3 separate regions of the Homo sapiens genome follow, and all the other regions are linked to region 1. Evidence: chromatin loops called from intact Hi-C (ENCODE). Cell type or tissue: dorsolateral prefrontal cortex. All regions are shown on one strand. Each heading gives the region's core, and the rest is flanking DNA. Links, peaks and the distances in the headings are about the cores only.

Region 1 (7,759 bases), core at 1,461-5,460:
GAAAGTCAGGTGGTTCTAACTTTTGTTATAATAGACAGTGTTGCAGTAAACATCTTACACATATCTCCCTATGCACGTGCTCAAGGGACAATGTGGGATGTGTACCTAGGAGTTCAATGCTAGGTTTTAATTCTACTAGATGGTGCCAAATTGTTCTCTAAATGGGGTATAGTTTCTATTTATCATTTCATCACACTTGTACTGTTAGATTGTTTAATGTTTGCTAATATAGCAAGTGTGAAATGGTATTTCATATCCATTTTAATATGCCTGTCCCAGATGACCACTGAAGTTAAAACATCTTTTCGTGTGTTGACTATTACAGTTTCCTCTTCTGCAATCATTCTACTTTCTAAAATGCTGAGAAAAGCTATTTATTGCATGGATAATATTAATGCACTGGTCATTCCAGGATCTAAAAAATAAGGTTATTAAGTATATATATATACTTAATATATATATAAAAATAATGCATTCCTGAACACCAGAATCTAAGATGAGATTCATAGCACAGCATCACAATTTTGCTGGTGAATGCTTGTTATAGATTACATGTTCCTGATAGTAAATGGGGGCTTTAAATTCTGTGCAAATTATAATATAATGTACGATTCATGATTTTGAGGAAAATGACAAAGCAGGAGCCTCTGGCTTAGAACAAAGAAGTAACGTCCATTTTCATTGCATGTCTAAAGGAATCAAGAAACAATGAATTGTATTCCAACCCTCCTCCTCCAGAGAGCCTAGACAACAAGCAAACACATACACAAACACAAAATAGTGACGATGGCAGCAACTCGGAATCACCATCAGAAGAGAAACAGTAATATGCTAAATAGAATTATTCCTATTTAAATATCGCAGATAGCTCTGATCCTAGGGAGAGCAAGTACATTTTGATGGTAAGAATGTTTCTAACTGTAAAGCTTATTGTTTATTCATAAGTCAACCATTTTTACATAGGCAATCTTTTTCCCTTCACTTTTTGTTTATGTACATTAATACCACATATCACCATTTTCAGGGCATTTGCATCTTACGCTGAGGAAAAATCTGCAAAATCTGCATCTGTTCTTTAGTTATCTCAAAGTTGAATGCTATTGAGATTCCAAAAATTGTGTTTGCAAGGAGTATGAGGGCAAGTCTCCTAGCCAAAGGAAACTGGATAGTGAAGTAACTTTTGATGATCTACATGATGGTACCAATAATTCAAGAAAACAGTTAACCAAAAACCCTTTAGAATTGGCTTTGCTATGTGGTTTTGTCCTCTTAGTTTGAACATAGATGTGTTTGGGGTAAAGGGAAAATCATTTTTAAAAATAATAATAATGGTCCCAGAAGAAGGAAAATGTTAAAAGGCCTGTAAAATTTCCACCTCTGTCCTTCTGGTTTTGTGCCTCTCAGCTGGGGTTAATCATTATCAAATCGCAGATGGGGAGAAGGCTCCCACTGAAGCAGAGGCTCCCTCTCTCTGGCCTTGTTGCTGTGTTGTTGGTCTGCCCCTTCCTTGGGCAATGGTACGAAAACTCCTTTGATTTTAAAAGCAGAAAAACCCCCTTTCATTTAAGGCAACTGTGTAAAAAGGGCTTCTTACTCTGCTGGGGGAAGCAAAACCTCATCCCCAAGAATGATGAAATCACCTGTGATACAACTGAGCAATGGGACTCCACAGTACTCCCACTCCACAGACCAGCTGCCGTAATACAAAACATCTCCAACAACAGACTTGGTAGAGAGGTCTTTGGGGATATCCACTCTCATACCCAGGGTAGCTCTGGGTGGCTCTACAACCCCCTGGATCATGTATCTCAATGGGGTAACTGAGTCCTTAAAAACACGTAGCATGTGAAGGATTCACTTTTGCCTAGGCTGGCATCTCCTCCACTGGTATAAGCACAGCTACAGGGCATCTTCCCACCCACATCTATAAGATAAACAATCAGTCACTCATCCCCAACACTCTAAGACCTGGTCCTTGTACCGCAAATACTGACCATAAATCATCCAAGGTTTAGTGAACGGTCATAGGCATGGGCTTGGAACTTTTTGATAGCAAACTCTAACTAACTGGGTCAACCATAAATAAAAGTAAGTTAGAGAAACTTAACAGGTCCTAAACCGAGAACACTGGCCTTTTTAGAACCTCACTCTACTGAAGACAAACTTACTCCAAGTTAGTGGATACTTGGCTAGGCAAATAAGAAAATGATAACAGGAAGTGAAGGGTAGGGATAGAGGGATGGGGAGCTGGGATTGTTCAAGAAAGGATGTATGTTCCTGGAATTCATGGCTGGAACAGAAAAAAAGGGTTTTCTCAAAGAAACTGTTATAAATAAAGATCAGGCATCATGGTTGCAATTCTTCTTTCTCGGTATTAAATACTCTTATCATTTAGCTTGAACGTTTTTTCTCCCTGGGGAAAGCTTGTTTAAAGCTAAAACAACGAGCTTAAAAGAACTTCAGAATACCACATATTCGTGAGCTGAGAACTGTTCGGCTAGAAAAAGAACTGACTCCATCATTTGAACCGTTTCTGGCTGATGATGAAATCAACTGAACTTCCAAACATTTTAATCAATAAGTCAACCCCTACCTTCCCCCATCTTCCTGTTGAGCCACTGTCTTATGCAAGCTTTAAGCAACTTGTGGACTGGTGGCTATATCCATGACCACTCTGTACTTCCTGCAGAATAACTATCATCACATGCTAACTAAATTACTTAACTGTCTGCCTGCCCCACCCGCAGCCACTGGAATGCAAGCTCCTGAGGGCAGTCAATGATTTGTCCACCATGGCATCCCTATGTTCAGCACATCCTAGCCCGTATTAAACCTGATGACTGAAGGAAAGAGTAAAATGGCTGGCTCACAGCAAATACTAAGAAAGGATTTGTGAATGAAATGCCTCTGGCATATTGAGAGAAGCGACTAATGTCAAATGAGCCATTTAAGTTGGTGAAGGACTAATCCTTGCCTGGCGCAGTTAATCTGTAGTGACCTTTCGCATATGGAATCGATATTTTGAGGCTGGGGTGTACAAGTAGGTTCTGAGAATTCTTTATAATGAAGAAGTGATTCCATTTGATAACCACACATGGTAGATGGCACTATTCGGCTCACGGGAGTCTCAGCCCAAGGCTGGCGCAGGGCCGAATGAGCCAGCAGAACTTAAACCAGAGGGAAATAAATCCTATGCTTTGAAAGCCCCTAGAAGAGTAAGCCCCCTCAAGCCCAGGAAAAGAGGCAGAGGACACCCGGCGCAGAGGGAGGCGATCCTAGACACAACCTTTTGTCTGCAGATTATCAAGACTGTGTCCTAGATTCCAAGGTGACAGTGCCACAGGTAGGGTAACAATTCCCTTCATATTTGCAGCGTGTTATAGGCAACAGCGTAGGGCAGGTAACACAATTTTGCATCCCTCCTTAACCAGCATAGCGGCTGAGAAACCTCCCCCAACACGCTCCTTCCACCACTCAAGGTGGCGGGGTGGAGGGCCCAGCAGAACCCAAGAGGCTCTGAGGCCGGCCGGCGACCTTGACGCTGCCGGCCGGGCCCAGGCCACCGCGCGGCGCCTCGCCCCTGCCCCACCCCGACGCTCGCCACACCTCGGTGTTTGCAGAGCCTCGGCCTCGGCCCCGGCCCCGGCGGTCTGGGAGCGGACGCCTAGCCCTGCGCCGGGCGGCCCTGAAGAGGGAAATGCGGCTGCGGGGCCGCGGGGACTTACCTGCAGCAGCACGGCCAGCAGGAAGCACAAGTACATCTGGTAGATGCCCATCTCCCCCACCGCCTGGAACGCCTCCTCCACCTCCATGGCGGGCCGCGCGCAGGAACCCCGCCACCCCACCGCCCTCTCAGGCGCTGCCCTCCCGCCCAGCGCGGCAACCCCTGGGCGCCCGGCACCGGCTTGGACCCGCCGGGGCGGGGATGGAAGCGCTGGCGGCGGGGCCGGGGCGGGCCGGGCCGGGGCGGGGCGCCTGCGCGGGCGGCGGGGCTGTCAGGCTCGAGAGGTGGACGCCGGGCGGGGAGCGGGGAGCGCAGCCGGGCTACGCGGGGCGAGGGGCGAGGAGGGCGTTCGAGATCCGGGGCTGGATGCCCTGGACCCGGGCCTCTGGACTTCCTGTTTAAAAAAAAAATGGTGTTTTGGTGTACGTTTTGTTTTGAGAGGGACCGCTGTCTGCGCCTTAAAGTGAGGAAAGAGGAAGTGGGCCGGGCTGAGGGCCTGAGAAGAAACATCGGGACCGCGTCCGCGTGTGACCCAGGGCTCTGCCTACAGGGGACCCGCAGCTGGCGGGCGGCCTGGCGGCTCTCAGCAATGCCTGTCGTTTTGCCCAAACCAGTTTAATGCGGGGGCTTGGGGAGCCCTAGAGCCTTCAGAGAAAAGTGCTGTCTGTGCAGCATTTCTTTCCAGTCCTATTCTGTGCTAGCCATGGGTTAAGTACACTGGTAGGCAAGCAAATTCTTGTAAAACCGTCGGATACATTTGCTTATAGAAGTATGCACGAGGTACAAAGGAAGTGCAAAAGACGAAGGGGCAGGATGTGATGGCTGCCAAGGTATTTAAAGGATAAACGGCAGTTTGTCAGGTGGAAATTAAAAAAAAAAAGCGTGGCAGGGCCAAGGGACGCTGGACACCTGCGTTAGTCCCCTCATGCCTCCACCTCCTAACCTCATTTGCCTTTTTGTTTATTATGTGTTGTCTTTTTAACAGCTGCATAGTATTCCATTGTCTAGACCATGACTTCTAGTTTAACATTGAATAGAAATGGCGACCAGCTAGTGTCCTTGACCTGCCAGTATCCTTCTTATGCTTCCAAAATTTTCCGTTAATTGTGATGTCTGTTGCAGCGTATTGGTAGCTAGGCTTTACTGGTCAGCTGCTTTCTTTTTTTAGCAATTAAATGAATGCTCACTGTAATTGAATTTATCAGTGGGTTGGAAACTGTAAACTCTATAAACTCTTAAGATTTTTTTCTCTCTCTTACTTAAGGAAACGTTTTCTGTATAAGTACTATTAATAGTTTAAAAAGTTTCCTTCTTTGGCTGTTTCCTACGAATCCTCATTATTAATAAATGCTGAAGTTTAATAAGTGCTTTTTGCATTTATTGACATGATCCTATTGTTTTTCTTCTTGAATCTGATAATCGGGTACATTATGGTAATAGTTTTTTTGATATTGAACTTTACTGGAATAAATCCTATTAATACTTGCTCACGATATTGCTATTTATTGCCAAATTTAATTTGCTAGTGTTTTGTCTAGGGACTTTACATCTGTGACTAGCGAACTAGGCCTATAATTTTCTTTTCTTCCTGATGCTTATGTCTAGATTTGGCAGTAAGATTTTATAGTGCTTTCATAACATGAGTGTGAGTGTTTGGTAAAACTCTCCTGCAACCATCTAGACTTAGCTTGTTTTGCAGGGGGAGCCTCTTTATTACAGATTTATAGATAATGGGTAAAGATAAATAGGTGTGTATAACTAGATATATTCGTATGTCTTTGCATTTCTTCTTGAACCACTTTTTTTCTAGAAATGTTTCTATTTTATCTAGTTTAGAAATTGTTTTTGGAATAAACTAGTTCATATTGTTTTCTTGGGATTTTTAAAAATAAGGGTCTAACTGTTTATGTCCCATTTTTCATTCTGAATAGTGTTCATCTTTATTGTTCCAATCTTATCAGTCTTGCCAGAGGTTTGTCTACTTTATTATTTTTTAAAAAGTTTTGTGAATTTTTTTATTTCATTGATTATATGAATTCTTTCCTTTTTTTTTTTTTACTTTTGTTACTTTGTAATTCTTTTACTAGCCACATGACTTGAAGTTTAGCTTCTTTGCTTTTAATATTTCTTTTTGAAGAATAATTATGTGTGGCTGGGCTCAGTGGCTCACGCCTGTAATCCCAGCACTTTGGGAGGCCAAAGCTGGTGGATCACCTGAGGTTAGGAGTTCAAGTCCAGCCTGGCAAACATGGTGAAACTCCGTCTCTACTAAAAATACAAAAATTAGCCGGACGTGGTGGCACAGGCCTATAGTCCCAGCTACTCAGGAGGCTGAGGCAGGAGAATCACTTGAACCTGGGAGAAGGAGGTTGCAGTGAGCTGAGATTGTGCCATTACACTCCAACCTGGGCAACAGAGCAAGACTCTGTCTCAGAAATAAATAAATAAATAAAATAATTATATTTAAGGTTGTACTTACCTTTCTATAGGACTTTGCTCCATCCGACAAGTTTTGTCATGTGGTACTTTTGTTGTCTTTACTTTTAAATATTTCATGACATTGTCATTTCTTCTTTAACCAATGAGCTATTTTTAGTGCATTTTTTGTTTCCAATTAAAGGTTGCTATTTTTTTTACCATCTTTTTAGTGTTGTTTATAATTTATATGCTTTGTAGACAGAGATTATATTAAATCTTGGAAATTGTTTTAATTTTTTGTGACCTAATATGTGATTTTTCTCTTTTTATTCTTTTTTTTTTTTTTTTGACAGTATCTTTCTCTGTCACCCAGGCTGCAGTGCAGTGGCTTGATCACATCTCACTGCAGCCTTAATCTCCCCAGCTCAGGTGATCCTTCCACCTCAGCCTCCCAGGTAGGTAGAACTATAGGCAGACACCACCATGGCTCATTTTTATTTTTTGTAGAAATGGGGTTTTGCCATGTTGCACAAGTTGATCTCAAACTCCTGACCTCAAGTGATCCACCCGCCTCAGCCTCTCAGAGTGCTGGGATTACAGGTGTAAGTCACCATGCCCAGCCCGTAGCCTTTTTTTTTTTTCAATGTTCCACGTGTATTGAAATAACATATATTCTCCACTTGTTGTGTGCAAGATTCTCTAACTATTAATCAAACTTGTTGATCTAATTTTATTTAAGTAGTCTATATTATTACTTAATTTTTCTGTGCTGAATGTATCAGTTTTTAATATATCAAAATTTTCCAAAATTAATATCATTTTTGAGTTTATCAAGTTCTCTTTTTGTCTCTGTGTGCTCATAAAGGTACTAGTTGAATCTTTTTTATCGTGATGAAATAGCTCTTTTTAGTGCTTTTGGTCTTTTTTACTTTGTCTCATATCAATATTGTTGCATCACCTTTTCTGTTGTTTGTATTTTCCTTGTAATCTTTTTATTCTTATATAGTCTTTTTATGTTCATCCTGTAAGTTTCTTTCTGCTTAAGGCATATGTCTTAGTCTATTTTGGCTCCTATAACAAAATACCTTAGACTGGGTAATTCATAAACAACAGAAATTTATTGCTCACAGTTCTGGAGGCTGGGCAGTCTAAAATCAAGGCACCGGTAGATTTGGTGTCTGATGAAGGACTGCTTTCTGCTTCAAAGATGTCACCTTCTTGTCGCATCTTTACAGTAGGAGGACAAGAGAGCTCTCCAGAGTCTTTTATGGGAGCATTAATCCCATTCATGAGGATGGAGCCCTCATGATTTAATCACTTCTCAAGGGCCCTACTTTTTAATACTATCACATTTGGTATTAGGTTCCAACACTAATTTAGGGGGACACTGCTGTCATTTGAATGTTTCCCCTCCAAAATTCAGATGTTCTCAATGCAAGAGTATTGGGAGGTGTGCAGTGACCCTAGCCAGTGAGAAGTGAAGTGGGGACTGCTGCTAGCAAAGCAACCAGACAGGGTTTCCCTGTTGGGTTTTAGACTTACTTAGGACCTGTTACCCCTTTCTTCTTTCCTATTTCTCCCTTTTGGAATAGCAGTGTCTATCCTATGCCTGTACAC
Region 2 (7,759 bases), core at 1,407-5,406, 56 kb before region 1:
ACACATGGCAAAGACTAGATCTGAATTCAGGTCTGCCTGGTCACAAAGGTAGCATTCCTTCCCTCTGCTTCAGATTTCAATCCTAACTCTGGGGGGCGCTAAGAAGGTCTTGAGTGTTCTTTTCCAGGTCATTTTGCTTAATTTAACAGTCAATATGGAAGGCCTTTCAAGTAACACACACCATGCTAGGCAAGCACCAGGGATACAAAGACACATAAGATACCCCCATGGACGGCTTCCTTATAACACTTTTAAGTGGCCCCAGAGGTATGCACAGGGTGCTAGAGCAGCACAGAGGAAAGGCATCTGGCACAACTGGGGGTGCTGGGAAAGATTTCTGAATACAATACCTGATCCAGCTCTTGGATCATGATGAGAGTAAGCTGTAGCCTCTATCACAGGGATCAGCAGAGGCAACTGGGAACACTCCCTGGGAGACAAGCCTTCAATTTAACAGAATCCAAACCTGCCCTTCAAAACACTCTAGACTAAAACCTCATGACAAGGGCATTAAGCACAACACCAAAGAAATTCTGAGTTTGGCTGGAATGATGATTTTTGGAGAAAAAGAAATGGCATAATCCAACTGATTCCCAGCTCATACAGAATGGGATTTTTAAGTGGCCTGGTCAGGCACTAAGTAACAGAAGCAATCTCAAAAACTGAGGAAAGGGTGCTCTATAAAATAACGTTTAAAATCTATCTCAAAACTGTGCCCACTGACAATGAGTAGCAAAAGAAGGTTTTATCTTCTGCCTCCTCAACAAAGTAAGATGGGCCACAGAAGATAAGAAAAGTCTTTCTAGTTCCTTCAATTATTTGTCTTCTTGTAAGAACTTCTAAATATTTATTGCTAATTGGGTTTATAGAGTTTCATCTACACAGAACTAATAATCTCATCTCTGGAGACTAACAAATTACATACAGACTACTCATAAACCCTCTGATGGTAATATTCAATACTATCTTGGATTTCGATATTCAATATTGAATTGAAATCTATATAAAAACTCGTAAACATGAAACTCAAGAAATCCTGCACTAAGAAATGAATTCTAACTGTTTTTAGATGGAAAGAAACTCTAATCACCACAGAGCAATCAGCTGATACTGCATACAAAGACAACACCATATAGATATGCATGTGTATCAGAGGGCATATGTGTATGTGTGCATTCTCTACGGTGCACTTCATATTCATCCACACTTACTCACCATTTTTGGTTAATCAAGTAGATACAGAGAGGGTAAGATGGAATCTCTATGAGGCCAGACAGGGCCAGGTTGGCATAAATACTTCCACCTAGATCACCCGCACTCAGAGTTAGGCCATAATACACCAAGCTGCACACAAACCTGCAATTGGGAGTCAAAGGACCAGGAGGTAAAAGACAAGAAGGACAACAGAAAAGTACATAAGAATTTGCCAGAGGAGATTCAAATATTGGTTCAATATAATTGCTTGATCTGCTGTAAGCAATAAGCTTGTCTCTCCTACTAATTTTTCTATTTTAATCTAAATTTCAACACTAGGAAAAAACAAAAAAATTATGGGGGTTTGGAAATAATTTGAGCTATGTCTATATGTTATATAAATCAAATGGATGGCCAGCCCCTTAAAGAGGAAAGACATTGCATGTGCTTTCAGCAAGCATTTCTGCAATTAATAGAACACAATGACCCTATTCTTTATTTAAGGCAACAATTTATGGAACACTTGTTATAGATAGTTGTAATATTATTGAAATGATTCTAGAAAAGAACTCCCATGGAGAAAGCCAACAGAAGATGGCCTTAAGAACATGAGCTGAGAAGTGACTGGATCTTCAGTGGGTCACCTGCAGGCCCAAAATGACTGGCACTCCAATCCCCAATGATCCAGACACTTCCCATTGCAGGTTTTAACCCCATCCTGCATTCAGCAGGTGCACATGATACAGACTCCCAGAACAGGAAAGAAAAATTAAAGGTCACAGCAAAGGCAGGATCTTCTAGGAGGAACAACCGAGGAAGGGTCACTTAAAAAGCCATTAATTTATTTATGTACACCGTTCCTGAAACAAACAGGGAGCTCCTCTTGGGTGGCAGGCATAGTGCTAGGCACCAAGCCTCTCTCCTACAATCCAAGAACTAAAGAGCTGAGGAAGCCAAGTGCCAACCTAAAGATCCAAATCAGGGCTTCCTCAAACACAGTAATGGTGGTAGTAGGAACTTCTATGCCTAGGAAACTGCATTATTAAAATAAAACAAAACAAAATAGAATAGAATGAACAAAAATAAAACCCTGAAACTGGGCTTTACAAAAATATGAATATGTTTGGTAAACCACAAATTTCTATACAAGCAGTAAAACACCGAAGCTTTGTTAAGTTCATCAGGTTTTATGCTTTTGCAACACAGTTTGATCAGTGTTTATTAAGGGGACATTCTCATTTGCTTCCCTTTAGTTTTCCTTAGAGAAACTCTAATGAGCTGTGGCTATAATGAGATCAGTCAGGAAAGGGAAAGTTTTATTTCCATCTCTGCTTAATCTCAGAAGTGGGCCAAGTACCCCAGGCTGTAGTAATGTAAGAAGAGAGAGATGTAAAGAGAAGGGACCCTCAAGCTGGAGTGGTTAGTAGTCCAGCCCTCCCTAGCAAATGAGCCAGAAGTATTATGCATGATTTCTTACTGAGATGAAGTGTTATTCATATACCAAGGACAACGGGCAGGATTGTAGCCAGGACATCACATGTAAGGATGCAAGGTGACACTGCATTGTCTGTTCTCACTGTCTCCCAGGTATCTTGCATGAAAGCAGAAGGCAAAATAAATTTAAATCCATGCAGTTTTCTAAAACGTTTTTAAAATCCCTTACACCTGCAGAAACAGCATTTACATAATGCTGTTTCCCAGTTGGTTTTCTGTGTCTGTTCTGCATTTACAATAGAAATTCCAGCCACACACACACACATACACACACACACACACACACACACACACACAGAGACACCCCTATTTAAATCAAGCTGTGACAGTATCAAGTCAGGGCAAGAATAGACAAGCCAGTTCAGGACAATAGTGGAATTTAGTTCCCAGCTGGTGGTGAGAGAGAACGGGGAGAGCATGAAGCATGGAAGGCCCATTGTCCCCAGGGCTGGGCCTCTGCTCTGCAAGTTGCCTTCGTCATAGAGTTGGTCATTGGGATCCATAATTACAGCTATTAAAATCATTTCAATCCTCTTTATGTCCCCCAAACAAAATCTAAAATGCTTGCATAATATTTAACAGTATATTTAGAGCATCAAATAATTATTTAAAAAGGCACTATTGTGGAAAATAACTAAAGGAACAGATGTTTAACACAGAGGTATAATTTGAATCCCCAGTTAAGGCTTTCTTGAATGACAGATCCACAGAGAAGATTTTAGAATTTTATAGCATCTTCAAAAAGAACGGCAATATGTGGAGTGACTGTCTCTATTATCACATGTTTTAACATTCTCAGCCTCAGGGAAGAAGTTTATTTGGCTGTGTAAGAAATAAAATGAACAGGGACAGTTTCCCTGGCCCTAAGTCTAGGGTTTGTTTGTTTGTTTATCCATTGAAGGCCAGAACCCAGAAGTTAATATACATGGGGGAAAAAATAAAAATAGTGAATAATCTGCAACAAGTAGGTGGTTCCTCCAAGGCAGAGGTTGACTGACTGTCTATGTGATACACAAATGTAAAGTTTTATGGAGCCCTAAGTACCTGAACATACTTTGTAAGTATTTGCTTTTGAATGGGTAGAACCTCAAATTAGCAGCTCCTATGTTGTGTTGTCAGGTTTGGCTTTCAACGGTTTTCTTAATCTCCATGCCTCCAAGCCTCAACATTTATTATGCATCTGTGATATTCCTAGTGCTGTGATGGTTCTGTGGGGGAAAGCAGCAGTTGGTTAACATGGCCCCCAACCATACAGGTGGCAGCCACTGCTTGGGTAGAAAAAGAGTATATGATATAGAAAAATATCTTTGCAGCTTCTTATTCTAAAGCTACTATTCTTTGTAGCTTTATACATAAGATCACTTTCATATAAAATCACTTTCCTTTATCCCTGCATGAAATGTAGGGCTCCATGCAGGCTTCATGGCAAATACATATAAGCCACAGCACAACTGTCCTTTAGGCTAGTAGGTATGATTTTGCCCAGATAACACTTATGGCACATTAGCAGTATGTACAATATCAAAACACATGTGCAATCCACAAATTGTATGCACCCATCCATTTCTCCTCTTTCTACAACTTCATTCTTTAAATGAAACCATCTTGAACCGCTGAATGCAACTTACACTCACGCTGAGAGCATTTTGAAAGGTAGGTGGGAATAAGCTAAACAACCAGAAAAATCAGGTTCAGAAAGTGCTCATCAGTTCAATCACTGATTTACATATGTGGCTTAGGGTTCATCACTTCAAACTCCTGGGGTCCCATCTGTACAAGGGATCATATTTAGCCCACCTCAGTGAGTTAGTGAGTGGGAGTGCCACAGAAAATGCAGCATGGAGCACCGCAATCAGAATGTGCTAGCAAACTGCTTGATGCCAGTGCCAAAGGTAAGTATTTTTAAAGTCCTATTTAAAAACTCATCTATTTCTACCATGCTTATTTGCTTTCTTTCCTTTTTTGCAGGGGAAGGGGCAGGAAGGCTTAAATATTTATGATAAATACCTCAAAAGCAAAGATGTGCTTCTGATGTCTACTTACTCAAGCTCAGTGGACCTGCCCATCAGGCACTATCATCTGCTACTTGAGAAAGACGGGGCTGCGCAAGCAGAAAACCAGGCGCTAAGGATCAGGAGACTTGCTGTTGAGAAAACAACCTCAAGCTAACAAAAGAGGTAAAATTCCCTGTACCCTGAAGAAGGAGCAGGATATCAAGAGAAGCTCGAGCAACCTTAGTTAAAGAGCAACAGAACACGCCTTAGTATAATTACCAGATGAACATCAGGATCAAAGTGTGTCCTAACAGGACCCGGTAACGAAAGAGATCCAGGAAACTTCCAGTCTCCCTGCAGCTCCTGTTGGCTGGGTGTGTTAGTGAGAACGTGCACTTGAGTTTGCGGTTCCTCTTGGCAATGAGGTACAGCGCCTCTTCAGCCTCACTCAGTCGACCCTGGGAGTATAACCAACGAGGTGATTCAGGAATGAATCTGAAAGAGATGTCATTAAAGCCTGTATATTCATATAGGTACACGTGCACAGGAAGGAGACAAATCACCTACTCAGTACGTGGATTCCTGCACCACAAATGGGATTCCATGTTAGACTTAAAGTTTGACTCTCCCAATAACATATGAAAGGGCTACTTTCAACAGCATGCTAACATTAAATGGTAGTCTACTTTATCACTGAAAACCAAGAACATGCTTTACAATTGCAGTTTAAAAAGCAAACAGTATGCATTTATTTTTAAATAAATTTTAATATGTGAATTTTAATATGTTAAATATTAACATATTATTCAGTCTATAGGACTGAATAATGAAAATTCTTCATAAAGCACAGGTCAAAGATATGGCTCTAAATCCTAGCCAAGTGTTGTTTGAAAATACTGTAGAGACAATGGGTTTTTTTAAGTTCTAAAAAAGCCTGACAAGATAGAAATCTTTATTATCTCATCAGGAAAAAAAAATTTAAACTGAAATATTTTTAACATAGTGACATGTAGGAGGTAGAGATTATCTTAAGACTACACATAAAGATGAAACCAAGTTTACCAAAGCTACTTTTGAGTGTTTACTGCTTCAAAATACTCAAATCACCTGACACACTGGCTTTAATATGTCCTGAGGATATTTCCTGATCCCCCAAGACCTTAAAGAATAGAAGTTATTTCCTGACCAACTTCTAGTTACAAAACAACAGTTATTTTCTAATGTAACTACAAAGTGTTGGATAATTATATTGCCATTGATATATTCAAAGAGTTTCAAAACTTAAATATTATGTATCTTTTTGCCTCTTCCCCATTTTACCTACACTTTCAGAGGACTTTCCAAAGACAAAACCAAGGCAGGAATATGGAAGCCTTGTTTACAAGACACAAATCAAGGTTGTTTTTTTTTTAAATCTAATTTGACATTATCTGCCTAAAATGAAACTTAGATGAATAAAACTGGCTATTTACGGTGCTTTATAGAATTCACTGTGCCTTCTAATAAGGATAGTGAATTAGGAACAAACACTACAGGATTTGGAAACTTAATGGACAGCCAGTCTGTCAACAGCCATTTATTGAGCATTTCAATTTTGTACAGAGTAATGTAATGGTGCTGAAAGGAAAGATGCTGGAAACCAAAAGGCAGGAGTTTTCCCAGGAGCTTTGCTACTGAGGAAAGGAATATTCACGCACAATATTTGACTGTCAGCAAAAGCAGGAACAAAGGCCATCTATAACATCCTGAAAAATCCTTCCATTTACTTCTTCATTGCCATTTGATTATTATTACGGACAAACAAATAAATAATCAAGTAAAACATTGTTCTGTTGAAGTTAGGTCTGCAGGTTATGAGTAGGATTTATTGGCCCTATCCATAGGGGCATATAGGAGCTATTACGTAAAACCACTTGATTATGTCTAAATGAAAGAGGACTACTGTGATAAATATTGAGAGAAAATATATGATAATAAAAATTATTTTGGGGAGGATTGGGAGGAATAAAAAAGAAACAACAGAAAATACGCCAAAATATTCACAGTCATTATCTTTGGGTTATATGTCATTTTCTCCTACCCTTAGCCTCTCTGTGTTTTCAAAATTGTTTATAAGCAATAAAAATTACTTTTAAAACTTTATAAATCATTTTAAAGCTGGTATTTGAGAGACACGAAGGCTTTAGAAATTCGGCTCTGAGTTAATAAAACTATTTCTACCTGGCAAAGGGTTTATCTTGATCATGAAAACTTACGGTCTTATATTTCTTTGCATTTTGAGAGGCCAATAAGCTTGCTTCTAAAGAGGGTCACCTAGTTGCCAGTGGACAGATTTGGAAACAGAGTTCCAACACACGCAGATTATACGTACAAAACAGTAAGACACGTTTTTAAAAGAAAGAGCAGGCCTTTGAACATGCCGTCCTCTACATAGCAGCAGGGTCATCTGTGCCGTGGGCTCCTTTGAAAGCTAAAATGCTAATTTAACAATGTTGCCCAACTCAAAACCGCTCCATGAATATCATTAAAGGTGGCAAATCTTTGTAAATTAAGGGGACCCTGGTTTTCAGAAAAAAAGTAAATCTACTGAAATTGAAGTATTGTGAAAATAAGGAATTTTTAAGCTAGGTAAAAATGTTTCTGGTAAACAAATAAGGTATATAATGTGGCTTCTTATGTTGCTGATTACAAATTCTAAAGGTGATTCCAAATGTTTTTGTGCCAACATTTGTGCAATGTCCAAGGATCTACTGTGTGGAAACCCCTGGCTTTGGTACTGGGGAAAATGTTATCATGGAGCAAAGAGCCTGCTACTGTTGGAGAGCTCTCAGTTTAGAAAGAGAGAACATGGCTCCATTATGAGGCAGAAACATAAGGGCCACTCAAAGGGTATGGGTGAATGCCGTGGAATTCAAAAAAGAAAGACAATGACTTGTAGCTGAAGCTATGATCAGGAAAAGATGGGGTGGACGGCATTTGAGAAAATCAGGACAGTGGTGTACTTATCAAATAAGAAGATCTGGGCAGAAGATTGTTGAAAAAGCAGACACAGCACTGAGTAGCAGCATGGAGCAGAA
Region 3 (7,570 bases), core at 3,571-7,570, 140 kb after region 1:
CTTATCATATTTTGTGATACCATCTGAATTTTTGTATTACATCTCTTTCTGCTATATCAGCCAAAAAACAGATTCTAAATAAATTGATCTTAAAACCAGATGATCAAATCATTATCTCAAAGGGTTAAACAATGAGTTTAACAAAATTAAGCTTATTGCTCTCAGAAGTTATACATGATCAATAAAACCTTATGCTGTTAATTGGTTTTTGTGCTGTTAATAAATAAAATTAATTAGTTTATTAATATTATTTTTAAGTTTATCATATATTTAATAATAAATATGAATATTTAAATTTATAAATGTATCTATTGATAAATACTTACAAATTTTAAAATAAATATTTTTATCATATCTTTGCTTATCTTTTGTATATCATAATTATATAATATACTAGTACAGTAGTACATGTACAAAGCTTATACATGTACTACTGTACTAGTATATTATGTAGTTATAATTGGGTATATACATATAAATATACATATACTCAGTATGTATGCCCTAAATTTTTATCTATGGGGTACAAAATTTTAAAAAATAGGTTGGAAACAGATGTCTCATAAAAGTAACAAATAATTACAAAGCCTTTGTAGTCCAACAGTATCTGGCAAAGCACTAGATGTGCAGTAAGTATTTAAACTACACTGACACTGTGTTAGTCCATTCTCATGCTGATATAAGAACATACCTGAGACTGGGTAATTTATAAAGGAAAAATGTTTAATTGACTCACAGTTCCTCAGGGCTAAGGAGGCCTCAGGAAACTTATAATCATGATGGAAGGGGAAGCAAACATGTCCTTCTTTACAAGGCAGCAGGAGAGAGAAGAATGAGAGCTGAGCAAAGGGGTAAGCTCCCTATAAAACCATCAGATCTCATGATAACTTACTCTTTTCATGAGAATAGCATTCAATTACCTCCTACCCGGGAATTATGGCAAGTACAATTCCAGTTGAGATTTGGGTGGGGACACAGCCAAACCATATCACTCACTAACCACCCCTGAATGCAAAGGTGGCCATTTATCTAAGTTTTGTGTGTACGTGTATTTCTCCCTTGCCATATGCATTTTGGTGAATAGTTCTGTGTGAGTATATCTGTGTAGGATACAATGACAGAAACAGTAGTACTTTGTGTCTGAGAGTGCAGTTTCTGAATTTAGACCACCTGAATCTCTATCTTAGCTCCATAATTTATTAGCTATGTGACCTTGAGTAGATTACCATCTTTTCCATGTCCTAGTTTTCTTATACACAAAATCGGGACAACAGTACCTACCTACCTCACAGGTTTGTGGTGAAGGTTAAATAAGTTAATATGAGCAAAGTCACTATACCTAGGTCTGACACATGGAAAATGCTCATTGTAGTTTGGCCACCAGAGCTATGGACAGACACACACACACACACACACACACACACACACACACACACACACACACGGGTGAGTATATCTGGATATGTTTATTTTTCTATGTCAATATATATCTGTTCCTCAATATGTATTTATACTGAATAATAATAATAATGATAGCCAACACTTACTGAACATGAGTTCTAGGCATTAGTTTAAGCACTTTACATATATTATCTTGTTCACCTTCAGAAAAAAACATGACATAACATTACATAACATGCTTTGATTATTCTCATTTTACAGATTAGAAAACTAAGGTCCAAAAAGGTTAAGTAACTTACAACTAAATTCACACAGCTAGCATATGACAGAGCCACAAAGCCGGACTTTTTAAGTCACTACTTATCACCTCCCCATTCATTTAATAATATTATTTAATATTACTCTTATAGTCTATAATATCATAATTTGTATGGTGCTTACTATTTCATCAAATATTTTCAAATACATTGGGTCTCATAGCGAGCCTGTGAAATGAGAAGTGCAATATTATTATTCTCATTTTTACAGGAAAGAAAATTGATAGAACTGAACCATGGGTGTCCTTTAGTGGAAGCGTTTCTATGTTACAAATATCTGGGGTACCTCTGTACATAGAGTCACATCATAAATGAACTGAGTACCTATAATGTGTCAAGCTCAGACATTAGTGCTGGGGATATAAGCTACAGACCTCCCCTGGAAGCATCATAGCCTAGGAAGAGAGACCAGTGTGGTAACCAAGAACCAAGAATCACGGTACACAATATGTAGTCTCTAAGGGAGACATGAAAGGAGTGCTTATGGAGCACAGAAGGAGGGGCCATCTGTGCCAGGGAGGTCTTAGAAAAGGCAAAGGGGTGGGGGAGGGGGAGGCTTTGATGGAAGAAAGAATGTGTGTGTGTGAATGTGAATCCATGTCTGTGTCTATGACAGTGTGGCTAGGCATCACTAAGTATGGATCTGAGTGTGTACCTGTTTATACAGGCTTACTTCTGTAAGCATTAATTTTTGTGTATGCTGGCTGCTGGTATAGAATGAGTAAGCCTGAACATAAAAGGGAATTTGTCTGGTATCACACACACCATAGCAGAATTGGACCTGCCCTGATAGGCACACCCTGTCATGACTCCCCAACACCAGGGGAACCAGAGATGCTGGTCCTTTCCCACTGTAGCAGCTGCCCACTCTAGAGCTATGGTGATTAGACCCACCAGTTTTTTTCAATCCATCAGTATGGATGTGTGGTGGTCTAATAGAGCCAGCCAGCTTGTATGATGAAGGGGGAGGAGGTACAGGTGTCTGTGGGTGTGCATCTGTGTGCACACTTCTGGTTGTGTGTGAATGCTTAGCATTGGCTGTTCCTAACTAGAGTGAGAAAACCTCCCTTCTCCCTTCATTGTCACCACCTTGGGGTGTTTATCCACTCACCCATTTCCATTGCCACCTGTATGGGACCGGCTTCCATCTTCACTTTAACGTTCTGGGGATATCTAAAATATACCTCTGTGCTGGGGTTAGGCAGAAGCAAGGCTGGGGAGTGTTGGTGCCCTTATTTGTTGGAGGCACTCCCTCCTTTCCCCGACCCCTGCCCCATTGTGGTCCAGGAATCTCTCAAAGGAGCAAAAATGTGGGCAAAGGCAAATAGTACTTGTGGAAGCCATGAAAAACCCGGAGGGTCACTCCCAGGGGTGGGCTGCTCAATGTGCCTCCCCTGGTGATAAAATCTGCTTTTAGGGCAAAATTAAGGAAGACAAGTGAGGACTCCTCTCTCCACAAATGTTCCCCTAGGAACTGGCGGGGTGGGAGTAAGGCTGTAATGCTCTTTTATTTCTTTAAGCTTGTATGATCAAAACAAGCTAAAATAATCACAAATAATATGTTATTGATATTAACTATGAGTATCTTCATAAAGTGGCAAAATAATTGAACTAGATTTTATTTTTTATTATAAGGTATACAAATTCAGGGCCATGGGATCATGTAAGGCAAAGGCATTATGTACTGGGACACACTGGTAATTTGTGTTTACATCTTGGCACAAGCACTGCCACGCAGTACAATATATTAGCATGTTAAGATGGGCAAGAATGAAGTGCAATAATCAACACATGTAGCATGTCATATTTCAGCTTGAATGAATGAGTGGGTGGAGAGAAAAACAAACATACAGAAAAGTAGAATTATCTCATGTCGTGGTCCGTGAATATGTGGATTCTCTTTCTAGTTCCACCAATGGCTTAATCTATTGAAAGGTTCTTACCATCTATTGATAAGTTAGTCTCATAGCAGATCATTTCTCAAAAATGTTAATATGCTTAATCAAACCTTACTGAAGTATCTTTTAAAATGTAAATGATCTCTAATAAATGTTGGCTGTTGCATGTCTAAATACTTTATTGCAGCATCTTATATAGTATATATTTCCATGTTCTGGACACAAATATTTTTCTAAATATTAAGGGAAAGTGGTGGCTTTGTAATATGCCAGGGGAATTCTTTGATAGTCAATATATTGTTTATTTGTACTTAAATATTTCATCAATAATCTGGAAAAGAGAAATAGCCTGACTACGGCTAGATACTGTTTAGAGGCTAAGATTTCTATCATGAACTGCTTTTCAATTGTTATATTTTATGGCACAGATTCAGTGGGAATCTGATCTGCTAAAATATTTGGGCTGTGAAAACTCCCACACTGTGACAGATGTCAAGTCCAATTAAGTGACTCATGTCCAGGTTTCTGTCCAATAGGATTTCCCATTAAATATCAATTTAGGGGAAAAAAATTCCATCCCCCTTCCTAAGCCTTTATCTCTTCCACCATCTCCAGGCTGAATCAATTGGTACCAGGAGAGCCCAGAAGCCACACACGCATCTCTGCCTCTTTGCTCTGGCTCTCCCACCCTCTTCCCGTCTTTCTCTGCTTCCTTGTCACTGTTACTCCAGGAGACGTTCACTTTTCACCAACCTTTCTCCAAGCATCTCCAAGCCACTGACTATATATATTTTGCTACAAGGTAAAGAGAAGAGGGGCTGGGGACGGGGGATATAGCCAAACCTTGAAAGACTTTGAAACTGGAAAATAGGTGTCTATTTATACAACATACAAGTAAGTGAGGGAAGAGGAAGAGGCAACCTTAGCTCCTAGTTACAGTATTGTGTTCCTGGGAACTGGGGAGATATCAGCTGAACAAAGCCTTATCTCAAAAAAAAAAAAAAAATCACTTCTGAGCAAGATCACATCTCTGTCCTGCACTTCCCAGTTTCTGCTCAGCCGTATTAAGGAAAAGAAAGGCATACGATAGGAGCGGAATCTTATCTTAACCATCTTTCTTATTGATTATTCCGCTATTAGAAAGTGGAGGAATCAGCCCTTTGATGTGATTGTGTTTATCTCTGCATCTCTTTTGTTATTTTTAGAGACCTAGAAGAGGAAAAAAGGCACGAGACTTTTCAACACATCGTTTAAAAAAATCATCAACGAATTTCTTGCAATGTTTGAGAACAATTAAAAGGAAAAAGCGTTTTTTAAAAAATCTATCAACTAAGTGAACAATCATTCATATCGTCTACATCCTGAGATATTATTGTCCCTCGCTGCGGACACCAGCGAGATGACAGCTGCTTTTTCATTTTTGAATGTAATAAATATTTGCTGCTTTTAATATTTTCCGGAATCTCCCCTCGCTATTCCTTGGAATTTTAACTCTAAAGATTGGAGAACAGATTATCAAAAAGGCTTTTGCAAGGTAAGACTCCTTTAAATAATTTTTTTCAGCTTGAAATAAGTTAGATTATTCATACTGTATCTATAGATGCAGTTCATTCCATAAAGAGATAAAACGCATACACGGCATACTATTTATGAATATTTTTAAAGATCTAGAGGAGAATTTAATGTGCTTTGAGGGCAACCCAGGAACTTTTTACCAGAACTACAACTATTTAGTGGCTTATTGTGATTTTCCATTACTCGTCTATTTATTTCTGCCCTTTCAAGCTGACTGTGTAGGTGCAAGTTGTTCTACTCATAAACGTACCCGAGAAAAGCCCGTAGGGAGTCACATGCAGCTCTCTGGGAGCATTTGTTTTTATTTTGCCGTAGAGGACCTGATTTCCTCGCAGGGAAATTAAAGCTGTTTTGGCCCAATTCGCTCCTCTGCAAGTGCGGTGCTGGGAACCGATCACCCATCCCCTTGCTTTTGTTTCTCTAGAAGCAAACGCTCCTATACGTCGCCGACGCGGATTTCTCCCGTGCCGAGCGTCGTGGAGGCTGCCCACGCCGGGGCCCCGAGTTCTCAGCCTGGTCCTCACTCCCGACGCCCAGGGGCGGTGCGTGCAGCCCCTGCAGGGGCCTTTCTCCTCCTGCCGGGCCCTTTCTCGAAGCCCGAATTACCCGGAAGCCCAGCGGTTCTGAGCGGCCCCCTCCCAGAAGGCGCACAGTCCGGGCCAGTGCTCCAGGCGCCCCAGAGAAGCCTGGCCAGGTGGCGTTTCCAAGAGGGCACAGTTAAGTTAGAGGAAGGCTAAGCACCGACATGCCCGGACTTGGCCAGGCCACCCGGGGACAGCTGCAGCCTGCCGAGCTCCGGTTCCGGGAGCGCCCGAACTTTGCCGGCAGAGATGCAGCTCCCGCCGGGACAACACGCGCTGCACCCGCTAGTCCCCGCCTGCCCCGCCCCGGGCCCTTCCCTTCTCTTCCCTTCCCTCTGCATCCTCTCCTCCCTCAGCGGCCCGGCTGCCGGCATTTTCCCGCAAGGTGGTCGCCAGACTGCCGGGCGCATTGTCTGATCCCACGTCGCCGTGTCCCTAGGTCCCCTATGTGTGTGGCTGTCTGCGTGACAGATGGTGCTCCGGGAGCCTGCGAGGGCATCGGAGTCAATTTTCTTTTTAAAGGCTCCCCCACGTTTGTTTAGTCATTTCTTTACGATTTCGGAGAAGCGCGAGGGGTCCAAGAAGCCTTCCCGCCCCCAGCCACTGGCTCTCCGCCTGCGCTCCAGGATGGGGATTCCTGACCGGCCGCACCCCAGAGCCAGGCGCCCCCGGCGCAGCCCCAGACCAGCGCCAGGCCCTCGGGCGCCGCGGCTGCCGGGTTGCTTCGCCGGAGGCCCTCGGGGCGAGAAGTGCACCCCGCGTCTCCCCGCCCCCGTGAAAACCCAGATGTATTCGTTGTTCGAAATCGCTCGTTTGTCCGGGAAGGGGACGAAGGGAGGGAGGAGGAATAGCGCGGTTGGCATTTGGCCGGAAGAGGCACAAAAACCCAGTCGCGACCCCACAGGCCTGCGGTTGTTCCCCAGGCCCAGGGCCACAGGCCCGCTGTGGCCGTCTGCAAGTCGAGGTGTCCAGTCTAGTATGCGGCCTGGGTCAACCGCGTCCCCGCCGGCTCCCGCGCCAGGGCGAGGCGCAGGGCTCGCGCCCTCGGGCCAGATCCTATCGGCGCCCTCCCGCGTCGCGCGCCGGCCTGCTGTGGGGAGGGGGCCCGGGCCGCGCGTCCGCTGGGAGGACCGGCGTGGTAGGCCTCGGCAGCCATCCTTCCAGCAAAATACCCTGATTCCTTTTACTGATTAATTTTCCGACCCCTCCTCAGCCTCCAAAATGATGCTGAGTCCGGACCAAGCAGCAGATTCGGACCATCCCAGCTCGGCGCACTCGGATCCGGAGTCCCTGGGCGGCACGGACACCAAGGTGCTCGGCAGCGTGTCGGACCTGGAGCCGGTGGAGGAGGCCGAGGGCGACGGCAAGGGCGGCAGCCGAGCCGCGCTCTACCCGCACCCGCAGCAGCTGAGCCGCGAGGAGAAGCGCCGCCGCCGGCGCGCCACGGCCAAGTACCGCTCGGCCCACGCCACCCGCGAGCGCATCCGCGTGGAAGCCTTCAACTTGGCCTTCGCCGAGCTCCGCAAATTGCTGCCCACGCTGCCCCCGGACAAGAAGCTCTCCAAGATCGAGATCCTGCGCCTGGCCATCTGCTACATCTCCTATCTCAACCACGTCCTGGACGTGTAGGGCGGGGTGCGCCGCGGGGGGCCGCCTGTCCCGGCGTCCGCGAAACGCTACGGATCCGGACGGGCGCCGTCGCTCGGGTGGCGGAGGCTGCGGTGGCCCAGCGAGACGGCCGCCTCGAGAGACGGCCGGGGAAGAAGCTCGCTACCTGTTCTCTCTGGTCAGCAGGGCG

Evidence for each region. A loop is a pair of places that touch in the nucleus more often than their neighbours do. Peaks named below come from ENCODE experiments on the same cell type or tissue, not always from the same donor. Only the 100,000 strongest peaks of a DNase experiment are listed, where the experiment ranks them.
Region 2: a loop joins it to region 1, with 4 times the contacts of the local background. A loop is called at or near these places in 4 of 110 quality-filtered maps.
Region 3: a loop joins it to region 1, with 9 times the contacts of the local background. A loop is called at or near these places in 8 of 110 quality-filtered maps.

Annotation. Positions count from the first base shown.
Region 1 is chr1:115,972,681-115,980,439 of GRCh38, reverse strand. SLC22A15 (solute carrier family 22 member 15) reads right to left here and starts at 3,927. Exons shown (of 12, transcript NM_018420.3): 1 at 3,726-3,927. The coding sequence starts at 3,812. LOC101928977 (a long non-coding RNA gene) reads left to right here and starts at 3,164. Exons shown (of 5, transcript NR_125970.1): 1 at 3,164-3,343. RefSeq lists silencers at 3,541-3,790, 3,851-4,080. In dorsolateral prefrontal cortex, for the core only: a CTCF peak has its summit at 3,043; DNase peaks (open chromatin) are centred at 3,159, 3,729 and 4,229; H3K4me3 peaks cover 3,461 bases; H3K27ac peaks cover 3,588 bases.
Region 2 is chr1:116,028,784-116,036,542 of GRCh38, reverse strand. SLC22A15 (solute carrier family 22 member 15) reads right to left here. Exons shown (of 12, transcript NM_018420.3): 6 at 4,962-5,177; 7 at 1,216-1,356. Among named protein-coding and RNA genes, the nearest start is that of SLC22A15, 56 kb to the right of the region's middle. In dorsolateral prefrontal cortex, for the core only: no CTCF peak of the experiment used is centred there; a DNase peak (open chromatin) is centred at 3,102; H3K27ac peaks cover 4,000 bases.
Region 3 is chr1:115,837,796-115,845,365 of GRCh38, reverse strand. NHLH2 (nescient helix-loop-helix 2) reads left to right here and starts at 4,240. Exons shown (of 3, transcript NM_005599.3): 1 at 4,240-4,418; 2 at 4,822-5,150; 3 at 6,986-7,570. The coding sequence starts at 6,994. The coding sequence ends at 7,401. In dorsolateral prefrontal cortex, for the core only: no CTCF peak of the experiment used is centred there; DNase peaks (open chromatin) are centred at 6,025, 6,695, 7,075 and 7,355; H3K4me3 peaks cover 3,311 bases; H3K27ac peaks cover 2,357 bases; H3K27me3 peaks cover 4,000 bases.